Linked DNA regions of Homo sapiens: all the other regions are linked to region 2. A link is a loop called in an ENCODE intact Hi-C map of the cell type or tissue named here. Cell type or tissue: CD4-positive, alpha-beta T cell. All regions are shown on one strand. Each heading gives the region's core, and the rest is flanking DNA. Links, peaks and the distances in the headings are about the cores only.

Region 1 (4,000 bases), core at 1-4,000, 320 kb before region 2:
TACAACATCGTTAGCAAAGTCGCACTCTTTCAGGTACACCTTTTGGTGCCCTCACGCTCAGGGCTGTGGGAGGCTCCAAGCCCAATCTTCTCTAAAAAGTTCCTTTCCCTTCCTCACCGGGACAGGGCTGTGACCGGCAGATGATCTTTGACATGCTGAAGAGGCTTCGCTCTGTTGTCTACCTGCCCAACGACTATGTGTGCAAGAAGGTGAGCTGGCCTGGCAGCCACCACGGGATCTGGGGTTCACCATCCCCCTGGCTTTCAAGGAACTGAGCTGGAGGGGTGCCTGCCAGCCCAGGGCAGAGCGAGATTGTTGGGGAGGGAGAAGAGCGTCTGCGGCTTCATGCTGCAGTGACCTGACCAGACCCAAGAGCAGGAGCGGATTAGGAGGCTTTGCCGACTCTATGCAGTCAACACACATGTGCCTCGGGCTTTGCAAAGCATTTTCTCAGCTCCATTGACACAGGACCATGGGGGCCAGGACAAAGACCCCCCCCCCAACTCCACCTTACAGAAAGGGAAACTGTGGAGCCTGAAGAGAGGCAGGGCCTTGACTGTGTAGCTGGAACTGCTTCTGGGGTCTCCATCTTCCCATCAGGAAAATGGGGCAGGAGAAGGGATGGGCTTAGGTCAGAGGTTGCAAACTGGTGGCCTTTGGATAAGATCCAGCACACAGGTATTCTGTGGGTTTTTTTTTTTCTAATTTTTAAAAAATGTTGAATTGGTCCCCAACCTTTAAAAATTTGGAGATTTTGTATAAAAATTCAGATTTCTGGCTGAAAACAGAAAATCTGCCAGCGCTGGGTCCACTTTCCCAAATGGCAAGAGGCAGCTGGGGTGGAGGAAAGGTTGCCCCAAAGGGGGACATCGTGTCCCTTCCTGATGCCACAGCCCCCACCACTCCCCACTGCCCCACCCTAGAACCCCCTCCCTGCTCAGCTTCACCCTCTGATCCCAGAAAACATCTGGAGTTGAATCCTGGGGCCTGACAATGTCTAGAGCCCTTTCTGCTCCCTGTCCTTGGGGTTCAAGGTGAGACCAAGGTCACTTGGTGAGTGACGGGAGGGGTCAGGAACCCAGGTTTCAGTCCTCTTGCACAGAGCCGTTAATAAGTTAATAATAAACCGTTAATAAGCATACGGGGGGAAACATTACCCAAGCAGGCTCTGCAAGACTTGGGAACCCCCGTCCCCAAGAAAGTCCCTGTCTCCAGGTTATATGCTGTGCAGCAGTGAAATTTCTGGAAGCAGAGAGCCGGGGTGAAGAGGGGAAAAGTATGCTTCAGAGACCTGAGAATTTAAAGCTGCAACCTTAGGGGCAAAGAGGGGTTTGGGAGCAATAGAGTGGCCTGCCTGACACTGGAGCCCCTTCCTGGCTGTGCAGCCTTGGGCAAGTGGCTTGCCCTCTCTGAGTCCTGCTCATCTTATGGATAAAGTGGGGGATGTTGATAGTACCTCCCTCATGGGGTGGTTGTGAGGGCTGAATAAGATGTGCATACAGAGCTTAACATTGTTCCTGGCACACAGCAGCTGCCAGTACTGTTGCTGTTGTCTTCGTGGGTGATGCAGAGTTTGCTTTAAATGAGAAAAAGTGAATCTAGAGTCTGTGATTGCAAATTAAATTGAGCACTTGGTGAGCACGTGTGAAGGGCGCCCTCTGCTGTCTGGTTTTGCTCGGCAGCGATCTCTCTGAGACACCCCGGGGACTGGTTACTGAGGTGAGGGTCCCTTCACCCTTTCACTCTTGTCAAACTAAACAGAAACATGGAGGCAAACCTCTCTACCTTTTTGTTAAGGGGGTCATGCATGTGTGAAATGCACAGGAAATTTTTGTCAAATAAGTCAAAAGTGTGACAGTTACTGTCCTTGGTCACTCCCCCCACCCCTTATTTATTTATTTGTTTGTTTGTTTGTTTATTTGAGACCAAGTCCCACTCTCTCTCCCAGGGTGGAGTGCAGTGGCACTATCTCGGCTCACTGCAACCTCCGCCTCCTGGGTTCAAGCATTTCACCTACCTCAGCCTCCCAAGTAGCTGGGATTACAGGCATATGCCACCATGCCCGGCTCATTTTTTTATTTTTAGTCAAGACAGGGTTTTGCCATGTTGGCTAGGCTGGTCTCGAACTCCTGACCTCAGGTGATGTGCCCGCCTTGGCCTCCCAAAGTACTGGGATTACAGGCATGAGCCACTGCACCCGGCCCCCTTTTTAATTATTATTATTATTATTTTTTTTTTCTGTAGACCTCCTCTTCCCCTTTTAAACACATGTGACTCACAGGTAGCTGGCCAGGACAAGGGCCGGTGAAGGCATGAGGATTGGAAGGCGCATGGCAGACTAGGTGTTTCTAATTGCAGTCCAAAGCAAGCTATTCATTCATGCATGCATTCGGTTTAACTTGGGATTAAGGCCATTGTATTCATTCTCCAGGCTGCCGCGGGACACTGTGCAACTCCACCACAAGCTGGGTGGCTTCTCTCCTCAGCTTGTAGGTGGTCATCTAGTTTTTTTTGTGTCTCCTCACATCCTCTGGTCTCTATGCCTGTCTTTGTGTCCACATTTCCCTTTTGTTAGGACACCAGTCATATTGGATTAGGTCTAGAAGGACCTCATCTTTAGGAATTACATCTGCAATGACCCTATTCCCAAATAAGGTCACATTCTGAGATGCTGGGGATGAGGATTTCAATATATGAATTTGGGAGGGAGTACATAATTCAACCCATAACAACCATGAACTCTGGAACCAGACTGTCTGGGTTCAGATCCCAGCTCTTGGGCAAAGAGTGATCTCGACTCTGAGGGTTGTTGAGGATAAGTAGTACACTGCATAAAGCAATTTGGGGCTGGGCACAGTGGCTCATGCCTGTAATCCCAGCACTTTGGGAGGCTAAGGCAGGCAGATCACTTGAGGCCAGGAGTTCGAGACCAGCCTGGCCAACGTGGCAAAACCCTGTCTCTACTAAAAATACAAAAATTTGCCGGGCATGGTGGCACATGCTTGTAATCCCAGCTACTCGGGAGGCTGAAGCATGATGCCTGTAATCGCAGCTGTTTGGGAGGCTGAAGCACAAGAATTGCTTGAACCCAGGAGGCAGAGGTTGCAGTGAGCTAAGATCATGCCACTGCACTCCAGCCTGGGCGACAGAGCGAGACTCCATCTCAAAAAAAAAAAGGCAATTTGAATATTATCGTTATTGTTGTTCCCATTCCTGTTGCAGTTAGCAAATTCTTCCCGAGCCCCTGAGATGTGCCAGGTGTAGACATCATTTGATGGTGGGAGCTGCTATCTGATTTGCCCTGCCTCCATCAGTGAGTCTAACTGGAATTTGCAGAATTCCATTATACCTGCACCTCCCAGGTTAGCTGGCACTTCCCATTCCATGACATCACTAACTCCCCCACTGCAACCCTGTCAGTTATGGAGGGCATGGGGTAGTCACTCCTCCAAGTCTACAGATGGGGTGACTGAGGCCTGAGAGGGAAGTGACTGCCCCCACACGACACCCCAAGTTGTGGTGGCAGGGCTGGACCCCAGTGCCTAGGTTCCTCCTTGCCGGACCTCCAGCCTCTGGATCCAGCCCTGGCTGCTTCTCTGGTGACTTTGGGGGATGAACAGAGGGACTTGTCACTTCTTTGTTTCAGGGGGAGATCGGCCGTGAGATGTACATCATCCAGGCAGGGCAAGTGCAGGTCTTGGGCGGCCCTGATGGGAAATCTGTGCTGGTGACGCTGAAAGCTGGATCTGTGTTTGGAGAAATAAGGTCAGACGCAGCTGGGGTAAAGTGAGGGGCCTGGGGCAAGGGCTGGGAAAGAAGGCGGCCAGCGGGCAGTGCGAGTGTCTACGGCTTGGTAGATGCAGCACTGGCACCTGCTGATGTATGCGGGGATGGGGGCGGGGGAAGGTTCTCATCTGTGTGGGGCCACCACTGTCCTCCACACATGGGAAATGAAGATCTGAATGTGACCGAAACGGCAGTCTCTGAAGGGCCTCCTTCC
Region 2 (4,953 bases), core at 954-4,953:
TTGTGATTTGGGTAAGTTTTATATTGAAGCCCATTGCTTCGTCTCACTCTGGGCATCCTCCTGGCCTAACCAAGGGAAGCTTACCTCCATATTGAGTTTGCTTCTCTCTTGCCAGTAGCAGGGGGCACCCCAACCCAGGACCACCTCAGCCCCCTCAGAGAGTTTTATCTCAGAGGTGGTTCAACTTCCCATCTTCCCCACCCCTAGCTCTTCCAAAGTTCACTATCAAGAAATGGAAAAATTGCTATAAGACTGGCTTTGGAACCAGCCCTCCCCTCCAGGCAACCTGCCAGTTCATGCCAGCTCTCTGACACTCTCCCACGCCCCCAGCTCCAGCGCCCCTGGGTTCATTCTCCAGCTCCCTCTGCTGAAACCCAGGCTCTTGGCCACTCTACTCCCTCACCCTCCTCAATTTTTCTTCTCAGCACTTGTCGCCACCTGTCATATCTTATGTCTATTTGTTAAACTGTTTAGTGTGAGACATTCCTCCCCCACAAGAATGTGATGACTTGTTCATTTATATATCCTCAGCAACTAGTACAGTGCCTGGAATATAACAAGTGTTTAACAATTACATGATGGGTGAATGAATGAGCCAATGAGACACAGCACCTGTCTCCAAAATGCCCTCGGTCTGGCAGCTGAGACAGATGGGGACAGTCATAATACAAAGAAATAACGTCTGTCATGGGGGAAGGGCGGGAGTGGTGGGGCTGAAAGGAGGCCCCACCCTAGATTTGAAGTCTGCATTGAGGGGAATGAGGATGTGCAAGGCTGAGATTTGAAGGATGTGTCGCCATCACTCCACAAATGAGACACACAGGGAGAGCCTTCCAGACAGAGAACAGCCCAGAGATGAGAAAGAACCTGTTCAGGGAACCGAAAGCTGTTCAGTGTGGCAGCACCGAGGAGGAGGGGGAAGGAGTGGTAAGACACGGCTGGAGAGGGGGACACAAGCCGGACCGTGGGCCTTTCAAGTTCCACTGGGGAGTGTGGCAATGAAGAGGGGGTGCTGTGGAAGGGCTTCCGCAGGGGTGGACACGGGCAGGCTGCAGGATGGAAAACACCCTCTGGCTTCTGGGTGAATTTGGAATTGGGAGTGGGGAGGCAGGGAGGTCCATGGCGCCTCTACAGGGGATGGGGGCTAGGTCTGCGCCAGGGCTGACAGCAGGGGTGGGGACACCCAAGGCAGACCCCTTGGGATTTCTGGTGGTGGCTTTGGCTGGCAATAGGAACACCTCAAGCTGAGTGGGCTGTGAATGAGGGGGACTCATCCAGTGGGCAGAGGGGCTTCCCCCTCAGCACAGCCTGGGTGGATTTAGAGAGTGAAGAGTCCACACCCCGGACTCCTGAGCCAATGCTCTTCTCATTAGAGCTTCCAGGTTTAGCAAAATCAAAATACATCAATAATAGGATACCCTGCTACATGTGAATCCAGGTAAACAATGAATAATGTTTTAGTACGTCTCCCAAATTGGGCATCTGATATTTTATCTGGCAACCCTATTTTCAATAGCCCCCCCATACACACACATGCACACACCCTTTTCTGAAATAACACTAACAAAACCACACACAGAAATCTCCTAATCTGTGGTCCTGTTGACATTTACATGGCATCCGTTCACCAAGTGCCTGCTCTGAGTCCCTGGCCCTGAACAACAGCCCCCAGACTCCACCCCATTCCATCCTCCTGCTAAGTCTGGAAGCTCCCAAGAGCTGGCCCCAGGGCCCCATCTGGGCTCTGCTGGGAGAGAGAGGAAGGGGGAAGAGGGGCCCTGCCTGGCTCCACACTATCTCCCTCAGTCCCTCCCCCACACCCAGTGAGACATTTCCAGGAAGTGGTCCCTGCCCAGGGCCTGGACCCCAGTGGGGCTCAGGGCCACAAGCTTGGGGCTGCTTCCTGGAACTGCCAGTCTCCTCCCGTGTCGCTGTGGCCACATCCTCCCTCGGGCAAGCCCTGGGCTTGGTGGGGTCTGAGAGGCTGGGTCCTGGGCTGGGGGGCTCTATGCAGACCCAGCCACAGCAGGAGCCTGTGTCCCCACTCCCTGGGGCTGCCCAAGAGAAGGGCTAAAGGTTCCCATAATTCCTCGGGACCCTCATTAGCAAGGGGACCCCCTGCCCCAAGGCCTGGAGAGCCTGGGCTTAACCATGGGAGCTTGGATGGGTGCTCACATCACCCAGATGGTGGCAGGGGTGGGGAGAATCTGCCTGGAGTTAGCGTGGGAAAGAGGCCTTCTCTAGGCACCGCTGGGGCAATTTTGTAGATGTGATAAATGACCACCAGGAATTTCTATAGACCGGAAGATTGGGGAACTGGGAGGTCGGGGGACATGTGGCATGGCCTGGAGGCTGCACTGTGTGGGGACTATTCCTAGAACAGCAGAAAGTCAGCGAGGTGGGAGTAGAGACCCGTCTGGGGAAAGAAACTGAGGCATGGTGAGATGTGCCTAAGAAGGGGTTGTGCCTACAAGGTTGAGCAGAGCTGGGCCTGGGGCTTAGACAGGCTGGCCTCTGAAACTCAGTTAACACTGTTAACAATAATAGCAAAAATACTAATGATAATACCAGTAACCATTTACTGAGCACTTACTCTGTGCCAAGTCTCTTTATTTGAATTCTTTTACTTAGTCTTCAAAATAGGTACCACTATGGCCTCTATTTTACAAATAGGAAAACTGAGGCACACAGAGGCTGAGTGGTTTGTCCACAGTCTCACAGCTAGCAAGTGGCAGAGCTGGCATTGGAGCCCAGGCAGCCTGGCTCCAGAGCCTACGCCACTCACTGCCTGGTGAAGGAGTTATTTGCATCTAGAAATGTACAGAAGAGCAGAAGATGTCCCAGGAGAACTTTTCCCCAGGGGAAATCCTGCTCCTATTTTCTGCCTGTGACCTTCGAGGTCATCAAAACGGCCCAGTGGCCTGGGGCAGGGCCCTGAGCACCCACCACCTGAGCACCCTGCTCTGGTGCCAGCTATGTCTGGGGTGCAGCCCCCAAGAGCGAAAGTGCACCGCCGCATTGGGAAAAGAGACAAATGGCCGTGTAAGCGTGTCTTGCCTTTCCTCCTGGAGGAAATGGGTCACTCAGTAGGCGCAGTCCTGCAGTTACGGCCCCTCCAGCTGGTGCATGGGGTCTGCAAACAGGTGTTTGAGCGATTCTAGATGCAGTCTTGGCGCCAAGGGCCTCTGAGTGTGGACCAACGGTGCCGCCTAGTGTTCGTTCTGGGAAACGCACTGGCTTCATGAGCACTGTCTCATGAAGGTCTGGGGTAAGGGTGATTCTCTGAAACTATGGCCTGAGCTTCGAATTTAAAACCCACACTCTCACGCCTACCTGGGCAAATTCAATCTTGCCCAATCACCAAACAGCCAGGACACTGGGATCCAGCTGATTCAGCTGGAGGAGAAAGAAGCGTTTTCCTCTGCCCCCAAGAAAACTGCGGGATGGGCTACTGGTCCAGATGGTCTATGGAAGTCTTGGGAGCACCGCAGGAGGAGCCTCTGGGAACGGCGGAACCTCCCAATCTTTGGGAAGGGTGGGCTTGGACTTGGAGTCATCATAATTTAGGGAGTTAAAGGAAAAGAGGCCTCAGGCATAGGCCAGTAAAGTCTCAGAGCCTGGGTAGGTCCCACCCGCCCCAAGCCAGGATGCCATCTGGCCCTCCCCTGGAGGAAGGTGGCAGGGCCAAGCAGGTGCTTCCAGGGCAGCCTGAATGAGATCCTGCCCCTAGCAAGCAGGTGGAGGCCGCGGGAATTCCCACCCCACGCTGACACTCTTCCCCCTGGTCTTATGCAATTTTTACTAAGCTCCTGGGTTAGGCTGAAACAAAGCCGCTTGCCCCCATGTCACAGCTGTGGATACCTAGGGTCTGTGAGAAGTGGCAGGCCCAAGGTCATACAGACAGACTCAAAGACAGTCCTTGAAACTTGGCTTCCTGATGCCCAGGCTGGTGCTCTGCCCACATCCCTGGCGAGCTGGGCCCAGGTACCAGGACAAAGTTTGCTGCCCCAGGTAAGGTTGGATCTGCCCCGGAGCAAAATGTCAGGGAGAGGTAGAGCAATGCCTTCCCCTCAGTGCCTGGAGAGGCCGTGGAAGTGGAAAAGGCCCCTTGGCGGTCACAGTGGCCTCTGGGGTCCAGCAGCAGGCCTGCCACCCTCTCTAGCAGGAGCCGTAGCCTCAGGCTACTGGCGGCCAGAGAGGCTGAGGATTCCAGGCCAGGAGGCCCGGACTACTGTGTTGTTTGGGAGGAGCTGAAGGCCTCTATCTGTGCCTTGGCCTCTGCTTCTGAGCGGCACCGCTGGGAGCAGAACCACAGGAAAAGGAAGAAACCTGCAAGAGAAAGGCGGGAGTTCCACGGGGCAGCATGGGCTTCCCCAAAGGCCAGGGTCTCCTTGGCTGCAGCGAGCTGGCCTCCCTGGGGCCCATGGGCAACTCCCAGAATCTCTTACTGTAGGAGGCCAGAGGGGCAGAGCCTCAGAGCTGGAAGAGCTGCTGTGGCCAGTCCATAGGGTACCTTCATGCAGATGTAGCCCCCACCAGCTTAGCTAGTGGAGCTGTGGGCTGGATGTTAGTCCCCCACTCGCCCCCTTCACCTGAACCCCTTTAGCAGTGAACATCCCACCAGCCATACACCCCCTGCCAGGTAGCTTCCTCCAGGCCGCCCTCCAGCCCTACCGTAGAGCGAGTTTAAGATGGTGAAGAGGAACAGCTGGGGCAGCAGGAAGACGCCAAAAGAAAAGAAGGCCAAGGCCCAGGTGGTTCCCAGCAGCACGGTGAGGCCCAGCACAGTGACAGTGTCATGGCAGGCCCTGACACTTGGTGCATCCGCCCGCTCCCGCAGCCTGCGCAGGGTCCACAGCGCCCAGGCCAGCACCACCAGGTTGAAGAGGGACGTGAGGCCGCCGTAGCCCATGACCAGGACACTGTGCACCACGGGGCTCCGCACCCAGCATC
Region 3 (4,941 bases), core at 942-4,941, 180 kb before region 2:
TGGGTCCTGGTCAAGCCAGGAGCATCTAGAGGTACGGGGACTGTCACAGGCCTGGCTCAGGTGGCCCTGGGTCAGAGACTTTGGGTCATGGCAGGAGCAGGGAGCTGGGCGGGGACGTCCTGAAGCAGTGGGGGCAGGGAAGCTGCCGGAGTTGGGTGGAGCTACGGCTGGAACCCACAGCCAGCAGCCTCTTCAGTACAGGTATTTCTTCTTGGCCTCGGAGGTTCCTGTGGGGTGACGAGCTGGCCGTGGGGGTGGCACATAGTAGATGCTCAGTGGTAACTAGTTGACTTCTTTACATGAATTATCTCATTTAATTCTTGCCATAACTGAGGCTGGGGCACAAACATCATGCCCATTTTGCAGATGAGGAAACTGGGTGTTAGGAGGCAGGGCAGGGGAGTAGAGAGAAGCACAGCAGGGTGGGGAGCCAGGGCAGCCGTGGCCCCCGCCCATCCGCCCTTCCCTGCTCACAGTGGGAGCCGGCTTGTCAGACGCCACAGCCCTCGGCACGGGCCCACTCAGCCCCCAGCTCTGGGACCAGTAGCCGCCCTGGATCCATCCGGAGGAAGCTGCAGCCCTCGGGTGAGCCTGGAGTGGCAGTGTGGGTGGGGAGTCTCCCCAGGGTAATAGTCACCAGGCTGCCCTTACCTGGATGGGCTTTCTCTTTTCTTTCCTTTTTAAAAAGTTCTTACACCTTCTCCAGAACCTGTTTTACAACCTCCCCTGCCCCCAGGCAGTAGTCAGGGCAGACAGTGCTGTGTCCGTTCTGCAGGTGGGAAATGGAAGGTCTGTGGGAAGGGGGCAGTGTAAGGAGACCCCAGCCTCTCAGCCGGGGGTGCTGACTCTACCCTGGGACCCTGCTCTCTGAGCATGGGCTGGCTGAGCCTGTGCAGTAAGCCCCCTCCAGAGCAGCCCCTGCAGCCCCCTCCCTGTGCCTCAGCTGCCCCGGGGGTAGAAAGGGCCGGGCTTGCCTACCTCCTAGGTGAGGAGTGAGCCCCGCCACAGGACCGGGACCCAGGGCTCCAGCCCCTGTTTAGCCCAGATCATGGGAGGGCCTGGCCCATCCTTGAGTCCAAAGGGGTAGCAGCAGCAGGGTCTTGTGGGGTACTGGCCCAAGGCAAGCCCACCAGTGAGACGCCTGTCACTTTGATTTCAGCCTGACGGCTGGGGCTGCAGAGTCTCTAGGTGAGTGTGGGGCCTGTGGCCCAGGGCTGCCCGCCTGCCTGCCCGCAGTGGGTTGCAGGGCTGCGCTGGGACGTTCTGCTGTTCAGAGCTGGGTCTAGCCCCTGCTGTCGCTTGTCTATGTGCTTTTGCTGGGTTCCCTCCTGCTCTCGGTGGCAACTGCTGTGGGCTGCCGGTGGGCAAGTGGACAAGAGGCTGATGATCTCATGCCCCTGCAGGGAAGTCGCGGCCACTGCCTGTGTGACGGATGTGACCCCGCTGGGCCTGAAGCTGGGCCCTCACTGGCCTGTCCCTGCTGCAGCGCCAGGACCCCCGGAGGTAGAGGCGAGAGTGGAGGCTCTTCTTCTGCCCCGTCTCCCCTCAAAGATGAGAAACATGTTCAGAAGGAAACGGTGTCTCTCGGCTGTGGCTCTGAGTGCAAATTGCATGGGCGGAAAGGCGGGGGTGGCTGCTCTTCCTGGCAGGCCTGGGCCATCAGCGAACTGGGCCCCGTGAGGAGGGCGGGAGTGTGGAGGAGGGTGGGCCTCTCACCCAGGCTTTCTCGGCCCCTCTCCTCAGCTTGCAGAGCTGGCCAGCCCCCTCCTTAGGGGGTGGGCGAGGAGCCTCTGGGCAGACCCAAGAACCATGGGGACTGGGGTGGGTTGGTGGCACCAATGGCAGCCCTCCCCGCCCCTCTCCTTCAAGGAGGGTTCCCGCAGCTGGGGGGTGTGCGGAGGCGCATGGCCTCCCGCCACGGGGCCGTGCTGTGTTTATGGCTGGCAGAGGCAGCCAGCGGGTGGGGGATTCTGCTGCTCGCTCACCTGCCTGGCTCGCTGGTCTCTCGAATTTTCTTCCCTCTGAAATCCTATTTAAGAACTTTTGGAAGCTTAGCCATTTTTACTTATTAAAATAAAAGAAGCCTTTTTACACAAGTATGGTCTGAAAAAGTTGGTCTGTGAGCCCCTCTTGGTCTGATTAGGGGGACGGGGCACTGGCAGGTCTTGTGGACTCCCCCGCTGGCTGGTCACCCCACAGCCCTCTGGGATCTGTCCTCTAGGTCAGTTAGGGACATGCGTCCTTAACAAACAACTGGGGGGAGCCTGCGCTGTCCCACCCTGGGTCACTTTCTCTGTTGTTTGTGGTCACAGTCGCCTCATGCGGTACCTACCATGTGCCCACGATAACTGACCTCCCAACAGGGGCATTCCTCCATGTTACTGATGGGAAGGAAACTAAGGCTGGAGAGAGCTTCAAAGGCTATCAAAGCCTTGCCCAAACCATGCTGGGCTTCCAGGTTACTGCTGGGCACCACCCACTGCCCACTCTTTGCCCTGGCCTTTTCCCTCTTCAGTGAACTGGCCAGAGGTCCACGCCACCTTCCTCCAGTGCCGAGGACCCTGACCACCCCGGGGCGGGGCTGTACCTGGTCCCTGCCTTGGGAGCAGGAGGGGGCCCACCTGTCGCAGTGCCCACGGAGCAGGGAGCCCTTTCCCGCCAGCCAGTGCTGGGGACTCCAGCAGGGAGTGACAGCTGATCGGAGCCCTGCTCAGAGGAAGGGGCAGGTGCCCTTCTAGTCCTGCCCCTGGAGGCATCCTGGGGGTGTCCATAAGACAGCTTGAGTGTAGCTGAGGTGGGGAGGAACGGGCTGGTGGGGGCCACCCCTAACCTCAACACCCAGTGGTGGAAGGGTGGTTGCCGCCTCCCCTTCCTTCCCAGTCTGCACTGGCTGAACTGGTGCTGTCCCAGAGGCCTGATTCTCTGCTGCCCCCTGCTGGCCACATGGCCCAGAGCCCCACCCCCGGGCTTGGAGGGGGTGTGGCCTCATCTCAAACCATGGGGCAGGCACTCCTGGGCCCGGGGAGCCCTGTGGCCAGCAGAAAACATTCCCCACAAGGAAACCTGGGAATAGTTACAAATTTAATAAAATTTGCCTTATAAATTACAGCAGCAGCCCCAGGGCTCAGTTCGCTGCCCCAAGAAGCAACAGTTGGGCAAAGCTGGGCAGCTATTGCTGGAGAGAGTTGTCTCAAGAGTTCAGGGCTGTAGAGGTGGCCAGGGACCAGCATCACCTCCTCCAGGACGGCCACAGGACAGCAGCAGGGGCCAGGCAGAGGCTCATGGGCCAGTGGGTGCACAAGGAACAGGAGTGGGGGCTGAGGCCAGGCCCTGTGGGCTGCCGAGCGCCCCTGCCCACTGCTTTCCTCAGTCCAGACTGGCCATGAGCAGGTGCAGCTCGCGGAAGGTACTGCCATGGCGGCCGCTCAGGCCTGACTTGCTCTTGACCAGGCCGCTGATGCTCTTAAGCTGCTTGTAGCAGAGCCGGCACTTATGCAGCCTGTAGAGAGGGCAGTGCCTGAGGGGCTAGCTGGCACCACCACCACCCACACCCAACCCCAGGGCCTTTGCTGTCCTAACTGCTCCAGCCCTTCCTCCCAAGGGAAGGCGGAGGCCCAGAGGGGAACCACCCAGGCCCTGCCAGGGATTGTGGGCACAGCCAGGCCATGGAGGAACCCAGCTCTGGCTAAGCCCACCCACACCCTGAGCCATGGCCCCAGACCAACGCCTCCTCTGTACTCTGTCCCAGCAGGACTGTCAGTAAGAGGGGCCCAGGCCTCCAGGCCTTTGTCCCCTCACCTGTTGTGGCACCCCTGCCCCCAACACATGCGCTGCCCTCACCTCTCCTCCCTGCTGATATCCACACCCACAGAGGGTGGGGCCGCCAGCATGTCTGTGATGAGGGGCAGAAACCGCTGCAGGATCAGCTTCAGGGAGGTGCAGCCCGTCTGGACGTAGCTTTAGGGGGAGATGGATGAAGTCACAGATGGACCAAGGGCCACAGACAGAAAGAGAAACAGCAAGGAACAAAGGAGGAGAGGGGCAGAAACAGACACAGACACACCCACACATACACCCACACACGCCTGTTTCCACTCCCACCTCCGGACTGTTGAGGGGCAGCAATGCTTCACAGCCAGCTCACAGGAACACCCAGGCTCTTGGGGGTCCTTCCCATGGTTCTGGAGGAGGCTTCTTACCTCTCCCCTCCCCCTGCTTCAGGCAGGCATGGCTTCCCCACACGCACCTCTCATACTTGCTCTGCAGAAGCTTCTCAATCTGTGGCAGGACGGTGGTGCACAGGTCCAGCTTCCACAGGGAGCTAGGAGAGGCCAGGACATGCTGCCATCAGCCCAGCCCTGCCCCTCCGCCCACTCCCCCTCTGCAGCCACTTACGCTTTCTGGTTGACGATGTTCAGGAGGTCCACCACCACCGACAGGTCGTTGATGGCCACAGCGGAGTCCACCGACGTCTGTGCAAACAGAGCACCGTCAGGGGTGGGGCAGTGGGGGACAGTGTGGCCCTGTGAGGGTGAGGGTGGGGGTACGAACGTGAATGTGGGTGTGCTGATGGGGCTGTGGGTATTCAGCACTGCACCTAACGCAATGAGTGTAAGGCCAGGCATGTAAACAGATGCTCACTAAACGGCAGTCTGTGATGATGATGATGATGGCGGAAACAGATGGTGTGACGTCAGGGATGGCCTATCCCACACTGTCCCCCATGGGTGGCCTCTTCTTGTTCTGCCCCAAGCCCGGGCAGGCAGGTGGCAGGGGCAGGGGGGCGAGATGAGGCCCTGTGCAAGGGTGGGCACTTGCCTTGATGTCGCCCATGGTCCACACAGCCCGCACAGTGTCCAGGTTCTTGTGGCGGCTGGTGAGCACCACACACATGGTGTCGTGGCCTTTGCGGATCTGTGACATGGCATCCTCGTCCACCAG
Region 4 (4,970 bases), core at 601-4,600, 140 kb before region 2:
GGTGGCCAGGCTTGAAGTAGTCTGTCTTCAGGTCTGTGGTCTTGTTTATGTGTTTCAGCTCCAGCATGTCTTCCCGGTTCTGGTACCACTCCTTTATCTCCAAAATATTGGTACCTGTGGGGCCGATGGACACTTGCCGCAGCCAGGCCAGCTCCCCTAGCCTTCAACCCCCCTTATTCCAGGCACACAGAGGCCAGCAATGACCCCAGAGAGAGTAGAAGCCGCCCCCGCCCCTGGGCTGGCCTGGACCCATGTCCAGAGCAATCCCCCTTACACTGCAAGTCCTCATAGGTGGTGAGGCGGCTCACAAGGCCATTGCTATTGAGGTACGGGGCCCACTTCTCCAGCTTTGCCCTCTTGTACTGAATCACCTTCTTCCCGTTCGGGCAGCGGGTCTCAAATGCTGTGGACACAGTCAGCTGTGGTCTCTTCTTGCTAGTTTGGGGGAAGGGAGGGCCAGCCCCGCCCAGCCATTCATCCATCCACTGCCCGTTCTCTGTGTACTGAACTCCTCCAGCCCCAAGCCTGATCCAGGGAGGCCGAGGAGAATAATCACCAGGGGTGGCTCCAGCCCTAGAGGGGTTCTCAGGCCAGGCAGAAGCACAGATCCACCCAAGAATGGGATTTGAGCCCCATCAGAGGGTCTGCCCTGCAGCCAACCACACTCTCACATTGCCAGGCCTTTGCTTGTACAGGTCTCTGCCAGAAACACCGTCATCCCCTCCTCCCCTTGTTGGACTGACTCCTTCAGATCCTTCCAAACTTCACCCAGGTGACCCCTAGCCTACTTCTGGTACCCCTTTCTGCTCACCCATCCCCAGGCCCTAGCCCCAGTGCTGGGCTGGGTGCGCCCCCCTCTGGGTTCCCATGACAGCCTCTCTGGCACTTCCCACCCTGTTGAAGTGGCCCATGCCCTCCCCATAGGTCTGGGTGCTCCCTAGGTGGGCACCAGCAGATATTGACATGGAGCATGACAGTCCCTGCCCTCCTGCCTTCTCTACCTGCCCCTCTCCGGTCCTGAGACCCCCCGCACCATCTGGGCACTGCCCATGGCCTCCTCTGGGTAGAAGAGTGTGAGAGGGGAATGGGCTGGGTTTCCAGGCCTTGCTGTCACCTACACGCCATCATCCCACACATGCTCACTGAACTGCATCGCCCCGTGTGCCAGACTGGTCGTCAGGCCCTCGGGGTCAGAGCTGAGTGCGTGTGGCAGGAAGGGGGGAGGGAGGGAGGGAGGGTGCAGCTGAAGGTGAGAAGGGTGGAAATGTGGGGCATGGCATTCCCTGCTGTGTCCCCCTGCCTCGCTGTTGCAGACCTCTCTGGAGGCCCAGGAACTGGATCTGGAGAGGATAAGTGAATACACAAATAGAAAATACCTTCCGGGGAGATCTCAATCTGCTCCACCCACGAGTGGGGCATGTCGAAGCTCTTATCCTCATCCTCCTTGCCCTGATGGGAGAGAAGGGGGTGGGGGAGGTGGTGCTGGTCAGGGTGTTGAAGCAGAAGTTATGGTCAAAGCTCTGTCTCTGCCTGCAGAGCCAAGCCAAGGTGGTCCGTTGGCTTCCGCAGGGGAACTGGAGGTCATGAGCACGACCCATGATGTGGAAAAGGAGGAGTCGACTCTGGGCAGGGAGCCCTTCCCTATACTTGCCTGGCTTAGGACAGCAGCACCCCCTGCCCTGGCTGCAGGCCCTTCGTGATTAGAGAGGTGTTTCTGGAGTCAGGGTACCCAAGCCCCACCCTCTCTCCAAGACCAGCTAAGGGGTCCTGGGCAAGTCCTTTAACTGCTCTAAGCCTTAGTTTTCTTAACTGTAAACTGGACCTTTTAGGAGGATTAAATGATATAATGTCTGTAAAGGCCTTGGGGCTCTGATTGGCTGACATTATTATTATTATTATCATTTGAGATGGAGTCTTGTTCTGTTGCCCAGGCTGGAGTGCAGTGAATCTTGGCTCACTGAAACCTCCGTCTCCCAGGTTCAAGTGATTCTCCTGCCTCAGCCTCCTGAGTAGCTGGGATTACAGGCATGCACCTACCACACCCAGTTGATTTTTGTATTTTTAGTAGAGACGGCCGGGGGAGGAGGGTGGTGTCTCACCGTGTTGCCCAGGCTGGTCTTGAACTCCTGACCTCAAATGATATGCCCACCTTGGCCTCCCATAGTGCTGGGATTACAGGCATGAGCCACCATGCCCGGCCTATTATTATTTCCTCTCTGAGCCTTAATTTCCCCATTTGTGAAATAAGGCCCGATCTAGATAAATGGTCCTCAAACTAGATAATCACAGAAACTTGGATAAGACTTTCTCGACTTAAAACCTTTTTTCCACAAACATTGCTCATACCTCTGACAACTGTTTATCTAATTGTGACATTTTGCAGGGGACAAAAATGAGTGAGCAGTCAGCAGTTAGTATTGTCAAAAATCTCTAAGATGGTCAGGTGGGTGGGCTGTCACCCGGGGTCTGGTTTTTCCTGGGGGTCCATGACTGGGTTCTGACTCTTTGGGCTGCCCTCTGTCCGTCTTTGCTGTAATGAGGGCTCTTGGGCCAGGGTGGACCAGGACTCTGTGACTGGAACTGTTTGATTATTAGCCATGTGGGTGCTCAGCCGGCTGCCTGCAGGGCTGGGCTCTCAGGCCCTGGCTGGTCCATGCCCCAAGGCCAGCAGGGGGCACCTATGCCTGGATTTACTGCACACAAGATGTCCCCAGTCTCTGGAGATGAGGATGCTGAGAACATTTAGCACCCTTTTGAGATGGTCTACACTGCTGTGCCAAGCACATCACATCAAGCAGCCCCAGGAGGTAGAACAGAGTTACCATTGAGAACCCAGACTGTGGAGCCAGACTGTGTAGGTTCAAATCCCAGCTCTGTCACTTACCAGCTGTATCGCTTTGGGTAAGTGACTTAACCTCTCTGTGTGTGAGTCTTCCCATCGGTAAAATGGGATAATATTAATCACAGGTGGTAATACCAGTGCCCACCTCACCAGGTGGCTGTGGGGATTTAAATGAGTTACTTCAGGTTAAGTAGATACAATGGATCCCAGTGCTTAGTAAGGACCATGTGAGTGCTACCTTTTGCTACGGGCTGAATGGCATCCCCCTAAAATTCATAGGTTGAAGTTTTAAGCCCTGAAAGTGACTGTATTTGTTTTATTTATTTTTCTTATTTTTTCTTTGTTGTTGTTGTTGTCTTGATCACTTACTGTTTGAATGATTGTTTTTAGAGACAGGGTCTTTAGAGAGGTGATTAAGGTAAAATGAGTTCATTAGAGTGGGCCCTAACCCAATATGACTGGTGTTGGTTGGGCATGGTGGCTCATGCCTGTAATACCAACACTTTGGGAGGCCAAGGCAAGGGGATCTCTTGAGCCCAGGAGTTCGAGACCAGCCTAGGTAACATAGCAAGACCATGTCTCTCTGAAAAACAAAAATTAGCTGGGTATGGTGGTGTGTGTCTGTAGTCCCAGCTACTCCAGAGGCCAAAGTGGAAGGATCATTTGAGCCCAGGAGTTCGAGGCTGCAGTGAGCTATGATCGTGCCACTGCACTCCAGCCTGGGCAACAGAGGAGACCCTGTCTCAAAAAAAAATAAAAAGAAAAATGACTGGTGTCCTTATAAGAACAGATTAGGACATAGATTTGTACAGAGGGAAGACAATGTGAAGACAGGGAGAAGACAGCCATCTACAAGCCGAGGACAGGGGGCTCAGAAGGAACCAACCCTGTCCACACCTTGATCTCAGACTTCCAGCCTCCAGAACTGTAAGAAAATTAATTTCTGTCATTTAAGCAACCGCATCTGTGGTGCTTTGTGATGCCAGACGAATGCACTTATTAGAATTACTATGAATACAACTATGATCCTTCTGCCTCCATTTCACATAAAGGCTGAAACTGAATTCAGAGAAGGGAGGCTGGTGATGTGGGTAAGGCCCTGGCCAACGACATTCAGAGGAACTGACAGAACAGACAAGAAAGGCCTGGCAGCATGTGGGGCTCATGATGGCTACTTGGGATAGAACTGAGAACAGCCAGCTCTGGGACTCCCAGGGGGTTGCAGAGCGGGGTGTTATGACCCCGCTCTGCAACTTTCTTTTTCTAAATTTATTTTTATTTTTATTTTTTGTGGTGGGGTGGGGTTGCGCAGGCTGGAATGCAGTGGCATGAACATGGCTCACTGCAGCTTCGGCCTCCCAGTCTCAAGTGATCCTCCTGCCTCAGCCTCCCAAGTAGCTGGGACAACAGGTGCATGCCACCACAGCCAGCTAATTTTTAAATTTTCTTGTAGAGACAGGGTCCCACTATGTTGCCCAGGCTGGCAAGGGACATGCTTTCCAAAGGAGCAGGGCAACTCCTGAACAAGGTGGACGATATGGGGGGCAGAAGACCTGACGTCAAGTCCTGTCCCTTCCGTAACCCACTGGGAGGTCCTGGGTAGGTTTCTGGCCTTTCTGGGCCTCAATGTGCCCATCTGTAAAATAAGGGAATTGCTCAAGCCTTCCTGCTTTGAGGAACCCATCACTGGTCTACTTGGGCCATCCCCCACTGCCACACATATGCTGCTGGGGACACTTGTCAGGCTCCCTGAAGCCTTCACACACATTCCCTGGGCTCTCGAGCTGCTGAGACTCACCAGATTTTCCACATCATCCTCATCGTTTATCCCACTGTCGTCTTCTTCAGTCAAGGACAGCTGAGACTTATCAGTCCCCAGGAGCATGTACTCCCATCTCACAGGGTCACCCAGGTCAAAGATCAAGTCCTGTTGGGGATGAGGGCAGTCAACTGAGTGTACCCCACAGCCACCACGTCCCCACCTGATCCATGGGGAGTTGGGAGATGGCTACTCCGGGGCAGAGAAGGGACCTGGGCCCAGGGCTTGGGGAAGCAGAACGTCAGTCCCAGGTGGCTCTGAGAGTCCATGCCCACACTCCTCATCCCAACAGGGAAACTGAGGCCCCGA
Region 5 (4,884 bases), core at 885-4,884, 430 kb before region 2:
TTTATAGCATCAAATGCATATATTAGAAAAGAAGATCTAGGCCGGGTATGGTGGCTCACGCCTGTAATTCCAGCACTTTGGGAGGCAGAGGCAGGTGGATCACTGGAGGTCAGGAGTTCGAGACCAGCCTGACCAATATGGTGACACCCCGTCTCTACTAAAAATACAAAAATAACTGGGCACGGTGGTGCGTGCCTATAGTCCTAGCTACTTGGGAGGCTGAGACAGGAGAACCACTTGAACCTGGGAGGCGGAAGTTGCAGTGAGCTGAGATTGCGCCACTGTACTCCAGCCTGGGTGACGGATCGAGGCTCCCTCACAAAAAAAAAAAAAAAAAAGAAAAAGAAAAAGATCTAAAGTCAATCATCTGAGTTTCATCTTAGGAAAGTAGAAAAACAACAGCAAATTTAATCCAAAGTAAGCAGAAGTAAAGAAATAATTAAAATTAGAGCAGAAATCAATAAAATTGAAGACAAGAAATCAATAAAGAAAATCAATAAAACCAAAAGCTGGTTGTTTGAAAAGATCAGTAAATCAACAAGTTTCTAGCCAGGCTAACTAAGAAAAATAGAGAGGGCACACAAATTACTAAAATCAGGAATGAAAGATGGGACATCATTACAGATCCCATGGATAATAAAAGGATAATCAAAGAATACCATGAATAACTTTATGTCCACAAATTTGATAACCTAGATGAACTGGAACAATTCCTTGAAAGACCCGATCTGCTAAAACTCACAAAAGAAGAAATAATCTAAATAGGCCTAAATCTATTAAACAAATTGAATTATTATTATTTTTTTTTTGAGACAGAGTCTCACTCTTTTGCCCAGGATGGAGTACGGTGGTGCAATCTTGGTTCACTGCAATCTCCGCCTCCCAGGTTCAAGCGATTCTCCTGCCTCAGTCTCCCGAGTAGCTGGGATTACAGGCACCCGCCACCAAGCATGGCTAATTTTTTTGTATTTTTTTAGTAAAGACAGGGTTTCACCATGTTGCCCAGGCTGGTCTCAAACTCAGGCAATCTGCCCGTGTTGGCCTCCCAAAGTGCTGGATGATAGGCGTAAGCCACTGCACCCAGCCTGAATAAATAAATAATTACCTTCCGGCTGGGCTCTGTGGCTCACACCTGTCATCCCAGCACTTTGGGAGGCCAAGGTGGGTGGTTCACCGGAGGTCAGGAGTTTGAGAACAGCCTGGCCAACATGGCGAAACTGTGTCTTTACTAAAAATACAAAAATTAGCCAGGCGTGGTGGTAGGTGCCTGTAATCCCAGCTACTCATGAGGCTGAGGCAGGAGAATAGCTTGAACCTGGGAGGCAGAGGTTGCAGTGAGCCGAGATCATGCCAGTGTGCTCCATCCTGGGCAACAGAGTGAGACTCTGTCTCCGAAAAACAAACAAACAAACAAACAAACAAAAATTACCTTCCAAAACAGAAGGCACCAGGCCCAGATGGGTTCGGTTCACTAGAGAATCCCACCAAACATTTAAGGAAAAAATTAAACCAATTATCTATAATCTTTCAGAAGACAAAAGCAGAGAGAATACTTCCTGACTTATTCCATGAGGCCAGCATTATCCTCATACCAATACCAGAAAAAGACATTACAAGAAAACTACAGACCCATATCTCTCATGGACAGAGATGCAAGATTTTCAAGAAAATATTAGCAAATTGAATACAACAACATATAAAGAGAATAATGCTCCACAACTAAATGGGATTTATCCCAGGTATTCAAAGCAGGCTCAACATTCAAAAATCAATTAATGTAATCCATCCAATCAATAGGCTAAAGGAGAAAAATCAAATGATCCTATCAATAAATACAGAAAAAGTATTTGACAAAATCCAATACCCATTCAAGATAAAAACTCTCAGAAAACTAGGAATAGAGGGGAACTTTGTTAACTTGATAGAGAATGTCTAAAAATACCTATAGCTAACTGATAGGAAACTCCAAAGCTTTCCCATTAAGATCAGGAACAAGGTAATGATGCCTCCTCTCACTATTGCTTTTCAACTCATACTGGAAGTCCTAGCTAATGCAATAAGGCAAGAAAAGGAAATAAAAGGTATACAGATTAGCAAAGAAGAAATAAGCCTGTTTTTCTTTTTTTTTTCCCCAAGACAGAGTCTTGCTCTGTTGCCCAGGCTGGAGTGCAGTGGTGCACTCTCCGCTCACTGCAACCTCCACCTCCCGGGTTCAAGCAATTCTCCTGCCTCAGCCTTCTAAGTAGCTGGGATTACAGGCATGTGCCACCATGCCCAGCTAATTTTTGTATTTTTAGTAGAGATGGGGGTTTCGCCATGTTGGCCAGGCTGGTCTTGAACTCCTGACCTTGTGATCTGCCCGCCTTGGCCTCCCAAAGTGCTGGGATTACAGGTGTGAGCCACTGTGTCCGTTTTTTTTTTTTGTTTTTTTTTTTTTTTGAAACGAGGTTTTGCTCTTGTTGACCAGGACGGAGTGCAATGGTGCAATCTTGGCTCACTGCAACCATTGCCTCCTGGGTTCAAGTGATTCTCCTACCTCAGCCTCCCAAGTAGCTGGGACTACAGGCATGTCCCACCACGGCTGGCTAATTTTGTATTTTTAGTAGAAATGGGGTTTCTCCATGTTGGTCAGGCTGGTCTTGAACTCCCAACCTCAGGTAATCTGTCCACCTTGACCTCCCAAAGTGCTGGGATTACAGGTGTGAGCCACCACACCCAGCGTGTTTTTCTTCATAGATGACATAATTGTCTACGGAGAAAATCCAAAAGAACTACCAAAAAAAATTTCCTGGAAGTAATAAATGATATAGCAAGGTTGCAGTGTACAAAGTTAACATACAAAAGTCAACTTCTGTATATTTGCTTTCCTATACACCAGCAACGAACAAGTAGGATTTGAAATTAAAGATACAGGGTTTACCTTAGCACCCCCAGCAAAATGAAATACTTAAGTATAAATCTAACAAAATAAGTATAAGATCTATATGAGGAAAACTATAAAACTCTGATGAAAGAAATCAAAGAAGAACTAAGTAAGTGGAGAGATGTTGTGGGTGGCAAGCCATCCAGGTGCCGAGGCAAGAGACCGAGGGCACGAGTTGTTCCAGTATAATAAAATATATAAAACAACAAGAGTTATACTAGATCTAGATCATAGACATGATTATATATGAATATTATTAATCATTAGTTTGTAGCAATTACTCTTTATTCCAATATATAATAATCCTCGCTCTATAATCATAACCTAGGAAAAACCAGGCCATACAGAGATAGGAGCTGAGGGGACATAGTGAGAAGTGACCAGAAGACAAGAGTGCGAGCCCTCTGTCATGCCCGGACAGGGCCACCAGAGGGCTCCTTGGTCTAGCAGTAATGCCAGCGTCTGGGAAGATGCCCATTGCCAAGTGGACCGTGGTCTAACGGTAGCGTCAGTGCCAAGGGAAAACACCCGCTACTTAGCAGACCGGGAAAGGGAGTCTCCCTTTCCCCAGGGGAGTTTAGAGAAGACTCTGCTCCTCCACCTCTTGTGGAGGGCCTAACATCAGTTAGGCCCGCCCGCAGTTATCTGGAGGCCTAACCATCTCCCTGTGATGCTGTGCTTCAGTGGTCATGCTCCTAGTCTGCCTTCACACCTGTACACCTGGCTCTGCCTTTTAGCTAGCAGTAGCAAAATTAGTGAAAGTACTAAAAGTCTCTGATATGCAGAAATAATGGTGTAAGCTGTCCTCTCTCTCTCCCTCTCTCTCTCTGCCTCAGCTGCCAGGCAGGCAAGGGCCCCCGTCCAAGTGGCGTGACTCACGTAACCTTGTCAATCATTGGAGATGGCTCACACTCCTTACCCTGACCCTTTGTCTTGTATCCAATAAATATCAGCGCAGCCTGGCATTCGAGGCCACTACCGGTCTCCGCGTCTTGGTAGTAGTGGTCCCCCGGGCCCAGCTGTCTTTTCTCTTATCTCTTTGTCTTGTGTCTTTATTTCTACAATCTCTCGTCTCCGCACACAGGGAGAAAACCCACCGACCCAGTGGGGCTGGACCCTACAAGATATTCTATGTTTATAGACAGAAAGATTCAATATTGTAAAGATGTCAGTTCTTCCCAATTTGATCTACAGATTCAATACAATCCCAGTCAAAATCTCAGCAAGTTATTTTGTGATACTGACAAACGGATTCTAAGGTGTACATGGAGAGGTAAAAAACCAAAACAGGCCAAGTGCTGTGGCTCATCCCTGTAATCCAAGCACTTTGGGAGGCTGAGGCCAGAGGATTGCTTGAGCCCAGGAATTCAAGACCAGCTTGGGCAATATAGTGAGACCCTATCTCTAAAAAAAACCAAAAAAAGCCCCCAAAAAACCCAGAATAGTCAACACACTACTGAAGGAGAAGAACAAAGTTGGAGGACTGAAACTACCCAACTTCGAGACTTAACTATGTAAAGTTACAGCAATCAAAACAGTTCACCAATGGTATTGGTGAACAAATAGATGAATGGAACAGAATTGAGAACCCAGAAATAGACCCACATCAATACAGTCAACCGATCTTTGGCAAAGGAGCAAAAGCAATACAATGTGAAAAAGAGAGTCTTTTCAACCAATGGTGCTGGAATAACTGGATATCCATATATAAGAAAAGGAATCTAGACACAGACCTTCCACCTTTCACAAAAATTAACTCAAAATGGACACAGAACTAAATGTAAAATGCAAAACTGTAAGATTCCTGAAAGATAACATAGGAGAAAAATGTAGATGATCTTGGGTTTGGTGACAACTTTTTAGATATGACACCAAAGGCAAGATCCATGAAAGAAATAATTGATAAGCTGGACTTCATTAAACTTAAAAACTTCTGCTCTGTGAAGGACAACGTCAAGAGA
Region 6 (4,000 bases), core at 1-4,000, 72 kb before region 2:
GGCAGGAGAATGGCGTGAACCCGGGAGGCGGAGCTTGCAGTGAGCCGAGATCCCGCCACTGCACTCCAGCCTGGGCGACAGAGCAAGACTCCGTCTCAAAAAAAAAAAAAAAAAGAGGAAACTGAAAACGAATAGTAATTTCAAGGGGAAAACATATTTTTAACAGCAATGAAGTATTTAATGAGGCCATGGCTGACATAGACGGTTGTGCAGGTGGTACACTGCACAAGAATGCTCTGGCTGCAGAGGTGAGTGGGGCCAGTACCCCATCCATATTCCATACCCTAAGCTGTGCACTGCAGGGCTGCACCTGCCAGAAGGAAGGAGTGTCTTTTGCTTTTCTCCAAGGTACCCTCCACTAGCCGAGCTGTAACTGCCTAAAGGAGTTAGCATGTGTGCTGGCAGCCACCCTAGGCACAGGGGCATTTTAACGTAAGTTCCAACAGCCCAGGGCACCCCTGGGAAGACCTGCCTTGGACCAGGAAGAGCAGACTCAGCAGGAACAGTGTCGTCTGCAGCAGCGACTGGGGAGTCATTTTCCTCCGACGGAGTCACTCTTGGAAGTCACCACCTGGAAGAGACCAGGAGTGTTAGCTGGGAGTGTGGACTGTGTGGTGGTTGGGCTGGCCCTGCAGAAGAGGAGGCCAGTGTGGCATGGATGTGGGAGGTGAGGTGGGGAAGCAAGTGTGGAAAAAGCCCATGGACCTCCCCAGAGCGGCCAGAGGCCGCTCCCCAAGAGGCAGTGAGGCCAGGCGTGGTGACTTATGTCTGTAATCCCAGCGCTTTGGGAGGCTGAGAAAGGAGGATCGCTTGAGCACAGGAATTCAGACCAGCCTGGGCAACACAGTGAGACCCTATCTCTACAATAAATAAACAAAATTAGCCAGGCATGGCGGTGTATGCCTGTGGTCCCAGCTACTAGGGAGGCTGAGGTGGAAGGATCACTTGAGCCCAGGAGGTCGAGGCTGCAGTGAGCTATAACTGCGCCACTGCACTCCAGCCTGGGTGACAGAGTGAGACCCTGCTTTAAAAAAAAAAAGGCGGGGGAGTGGCTGTCCAGAGTCCAGCTGAGTTCCAGTCTCAGTTCCACCTTTTGCCCGCTGCAGGACCTTGTGTAAGTCACTCAAAATCGGGCTAATCGTAGTACCTCCCTCCTGAACCCAGAGTGACGGGATTATCTTATCTAGAATCTGGCATGAGGGTTCTACCTGGAACCGTCACCACCTTGCCCCTCCAGGCCCGGAGGGAACACAGAAAAAAGGGGGCTCCCAGAGTTCTCCCCAGCTACCTCCCTATCATCATTCCTGAGACCTAGCTCAGAGGACACCTCCTCCAGGAAGCCCTCCTCAACTCCCTCCAGAGTCAGTCCCAGCCTCCTTTGGTTCACACCACTGGCCAAAGCCCCTCCCCACCCCCAGTAGCCTCCTCCAGGTAGTGGGAGACGTGCATTCCCTCCTCCTTGGTCAGCCAGGGAGCACCTGATCCATCTCTGTGGGCAGGCCCTGGCTGTACAGAGGTTGCTGGATAAAGGCTGTGGGGATGGACAGTGAAGGAACTAAAGGATCAATGCATCCGCGACGCCCTCTACAGGAGCCAGAGGGGAAGGGCGCTTCCTATCATGACCGCCAGGGGGAGCCAGTACCCAGGGTCCAGAGCATCTGGAACAGCAAAGGGACCACGGTTTCTGCTGGGGACAAGGACTCGGTATTGCCCCGCCCTGGCAAGGATGGAGCAAATCTGACCCCCTAAGCTCTCTATTAGCTGAGCGGCTACTATCTGCCAGCCTCTGTGTTGACCCATCCCACCCCTGCATCTGCATTGATTCCCACTCCAACCCTCTGAAGTGGGCACTGCTGTTGACCCATTGCACAGATGGAGAACCTGAGGCCCATGGAGTTAAATGACTTGCCCAAAAATGCTCCCGAGGCCAGGGGCTTTCCCTGCCTGGTCAGGACTATAGTGCCTGGCAGGGAACCTGTGGCCCTGGCACTTGTAGACTTGCCAGAAGGCTTGGCCCTCCCTATGGCCAGCCGGCCCTGTGGCAGAGCTGGGTGCTCACAGACACAGACAGAACCTCATCCTGCGTGGCGCGGCAGCTGGCCACAGTGACAGAGGCAGTCATCGGCCACAAGCCGGAGAACACACGTGGAGTCTGAGTTTAAGAGAAACCAAGGAGGACTTTCAGGAAGAGGTGGCTTTTGAACCAAATCATTGAGAGCAGCATTAAAAGAAGGGGTGTCCCAGGCAGGAGCTCAATGTCTCCTTCCTGGGCCAGTCCTCCCTCAAATAAACCTGGCCCCTTCGACTGAGAGCCAGTTCCCTGCGTCCCACCATGTGGAATGGAACCCCAATTTCTCAGGCCTTGTCAGTTCAGTCGTAGGTCAAATAGGCACATCATCTTGCCCTGGTGGCATCACAGAGCCCTTTGAGAAGAAGGATGTGAAAGTGTTTTAGGGAAGGGCACCATTTCCCAGGTTGTGATTTGTAAGCATTTTGATTCCTTTTGAAACTGCCTCCTGCCACCTCTGACCACTGGAAGGAAACCCAACATCCGGGGACAGGGACATGTCCCTTCCGGACCCCCTCTTTCCTTCTGTTTCCTGTCAGTCTCTGTTGCTGTCCCCCTCTGATTGTCAGTTCAAATGCCACTTCCTCCAAGCAGCCCCTCACTGCTACCACCACTCCCTACCTGTAAACTCGAAGCTGACAAATCATTTGGAGAATTTGGATCCAAGGCCCAAAGAGGGCCAGTGACCTCCTGAGGTCACATAGCAAGCAAGGAAGGAACTGGCCAGAATCCATGCATCTCCCTGGCTTACTGACCTTCAAAGTGAGCCTTCACTGTCAGTAGGCATGGCTGAAGGACAAAGCAGAACCACCGTGTCACTTCAGCCCTCCTGGATTGGCCCTTGAGAGTAAAGGAGGGGAGTACAGGTAGAGAGCTCCCCATCATTGGAAGGAAACAAGTGAAGCGACAACATGGGGTTCCACGGAAGAAATCCAGACACACACAAGGGACCAACTGTCCCTGCCACTTCCTGAGTCATCCCCACTCCACCTCAGCTGTTTGAACAACTACTCCAAGGTGGACAGCCCTGGCTCCATTAACATGCTTGAGGCTTGAGGGGAGGGGCTGGCTGGCTTCCTTTAACCCATGGGGTAGACTCTAGAGCCAGACTGCCTGGGTTCAAATCCTGACTCCCTCACTAGCTGTGTGTCCTTGGGCTAGTTACTCACCTTCTCTGGGCCTCGCTTTCCTCACTAGTAAAGAAGAATAAAGAAGTCAACCTCACTCAAAGGTCATTGTGAGAATTAAATGAATTGATACCTGTAAACGGCTTAGAGGCAGGTGCCATCAGTCTCAGCTAAGTATCTCTGTACTTTCTAAACAGCTCATGCCTGCCCCTAACTCAGCCCCCTGGGCCTGTCACAGGCCCCTCCTCCCTGTTTCCCCCTCTTCCCGTACGGCCCCCAGCAACCAGCTCACCCACCAGAGCACCTTGAGGGGAAATTCTTAGAGCATGAAGCTTCCTTTCCGGGAGAGTGCAATGGAAGGTTAAACCCCACCCAGAAAACTTCCCTCCTCCAGAAGCCCGTTGGGACAGGAGAGCTGGGCTGGGGACAAGAAAGTTGCCACACAGATTGGGCAGGGGGACACTGTCACGCTTGTCCACTTAGCGCCCCTCCTTCATCCCTGCCTATGCCACCCCTCCAGGTCTGCCCCACGCACACACACCTGCCACCTGCCCACCCACCCACCCAGGCGCCAGGGATGTAGCATGAGTCTCCGCACAGACCCCTGGGACCTGACCTGTCTCTGCCTCTGGAGCCGCAGATCCCCAGCGCTACAGGGCCTCAGCCATCAGGCGCTCAGTACCAACCACGGCCCCACAGGCAAGGGCCCTGCCTCTGCTCACACAGAGCCAGAGGGAGTGGCTGAGCAGGGGGCATTCTAGCAACACCCCCGCAATGATAATGTTAGTGGTGACATCCACGTTAT

What was found. Peaks named below come from ENCODE experiments on the same cell type or tissue, not always from the same donor. Only the 100,000 strongest peaks of a DNase experiment are listed, where the experiment ranks them.
Region 1: a loop joins it to region 2, with 22 times the contacts of the local background. A loop is called at or near these places in 12 of 110 quality-filtered maps.
Region 3: a loop joins it to region 2, with 6 times the contacts of the local background. A loop is called at or near these places in 9 of 110 quality-filtered maps.
Region 4: it touches region 2 in a loop (2.9-fold over the local background); 54 of 110 quality-filtered maps call a loop at or near these places.
Region 5: it touches region 2 in a loop (6-fold over the local background); 56 of 110 quality-filtered maps call a loop at or near these places.
Region 6: it touches region 2 in a loop (10-fold over the local background); 41 of 110 quality-filtered maps call a loop at or near these places.

The regions. Positions count from the first base shown.
Region 1 is chr16:57,897,561-57,901,560 of GRCh38, reverse strand. CNGB1 (cyclic nucleotide gated channel subunit beta 1) reads left to right here. Exons shown (of 33, transcript NM_001297.5): 28 at 1-33; 29 at 126-209; 30 at 3,647-3,765. Among named protein-coding and RNA genes, the nearest start is that of CNGB1, 72 kb to the left of the region's middle. In CD4-positive, alpha-beta T cell, for the core only: a CTCF peak has its summit at 1,665 (motif pointing left); a DNase peak (open chromatin) is centred at 1,650.
Region 2 is chr16:57,574,814-57,579,766 of GRCh38, reverse strand. ADGRG5 (adhesion G protein-coupled receptor G5) reads right to left here. Exons shown (of 12, transcript NM_001304376.3): 11 at 4,675-4,952; 12 at 2,578-4,329. The coding sequence ends at 4,229. All of the region lies in intron 1 of LOC105371291 (a long non-coding RNA gene), which reads left to right. Among named protein-coding and RNA genes, the nearest start is that of ADGRG5, 35 kb to the right of the region's middle. RefSeq lists a silencer at 3,263-3,332 and an enhancer at 4,379-4,548. In CD4-positive, alpha-beta T cell, for the core only: CTCF peaks have their summits at 3,001 and 3,203 (motif pointing left); DNase peaks (open chromatin) are centred at 1,894 and 3,196; H3K27ac peaks cover 1,576 bases.
Region 3 is chr16:57,755,372-57,760,312 of GRCh38, reverse strand. KATNB1 (katanin regulatory subunit B1) reads right to left here. Exons shown (of 20, transcript NM_005886.3): 16 at 4,819-4,941; 17 at 4,396-4,472; 18 at 4,247-4,321; 19 at 3,841-3,957; 20 at 3,069-3,499. The coding sequence ends at 3,367. It overlaps KIFC3 (kinesin family member C3), which reads left to right. Exons shown (of 20, transcript NM_001130100.2): 17 at 1-31; 18 at 477-585; 19 at 1,160-1,188; 20 at 1,404-2,096. The coding sequence ends at 1,164. Among named protein-coding and RNA genes, the nearest start is that of MIR6772, 15 kb to the left of the region's middle. RefSeq lists a silencer at 2,854-3,003 and enhancers at 2,802-3,096, 2,685-3,324. In CD4-positive, alpha-beta T cell, for the core only: CTCF peaks have their summits at 2,753 and 2,956 (motif pointing left); a DNase peak (open chromatin) is centred at 2,922.
Region 4 is chr16:57,718,146-57,723,115 of GRCh38, reverse strand. It overlaps DRC7 (dynein regulatory complex subunit 7), which reads right to left. Exons shown (of 19, transcript NM_001289162.2): 9 at 4,641-4,769; 10 at 1,377-1,449; 11 at 275-403; 12 at 1-114. Among named protein-coding and RNA genes, the nearest start is that of KATNB1, 15 kb to the left of the region's middle. In CD4-positive, alpha-beta T cell, for the core only: no CTCF peak of the experiment used is centred there; a DNase peak (open chromatin) is centred at 2,675.
Region 5 is chr16:58,003,908-58,008,791 of GRCh38, reverse strand. All of the region lies in intron 2 of USB1 (U6 snRNA biogenesis phosphodiesterase 1), which reads right to left. Among named protein-coding and RNA genes, the nearest start is that of USB1, 4.9 kb to the right of the region's middle. In CD4-positive, alpha-beta T cell, for the core only: CTCF peaks have their summits at 3,108 and 3,336 (motif pointing right); no DNase peak of the experiment used is centred there.
Region 6 is chr16:57,646,824-57,650,823 of GRCh38, reverse strand. It overlaps ADGRG1 (adhesion G protein-coupled receptor G1), which reads right to left. Exons shown (of 14, transcript NM_201525.4): 2 at 473-571. The coding sequence starts at 536. Among named protein-coding and RNA genes, the nearest start is that of ADGRG3, 19 kb to the left of the region's middle. In CD4-positive, alpha-beta T cell, for the core only: CTCF peaks have their summits at 1,402 and 1,602 (motif pointing right); DNase peaks (open chromatin) are centred at 1,623 and 2,423.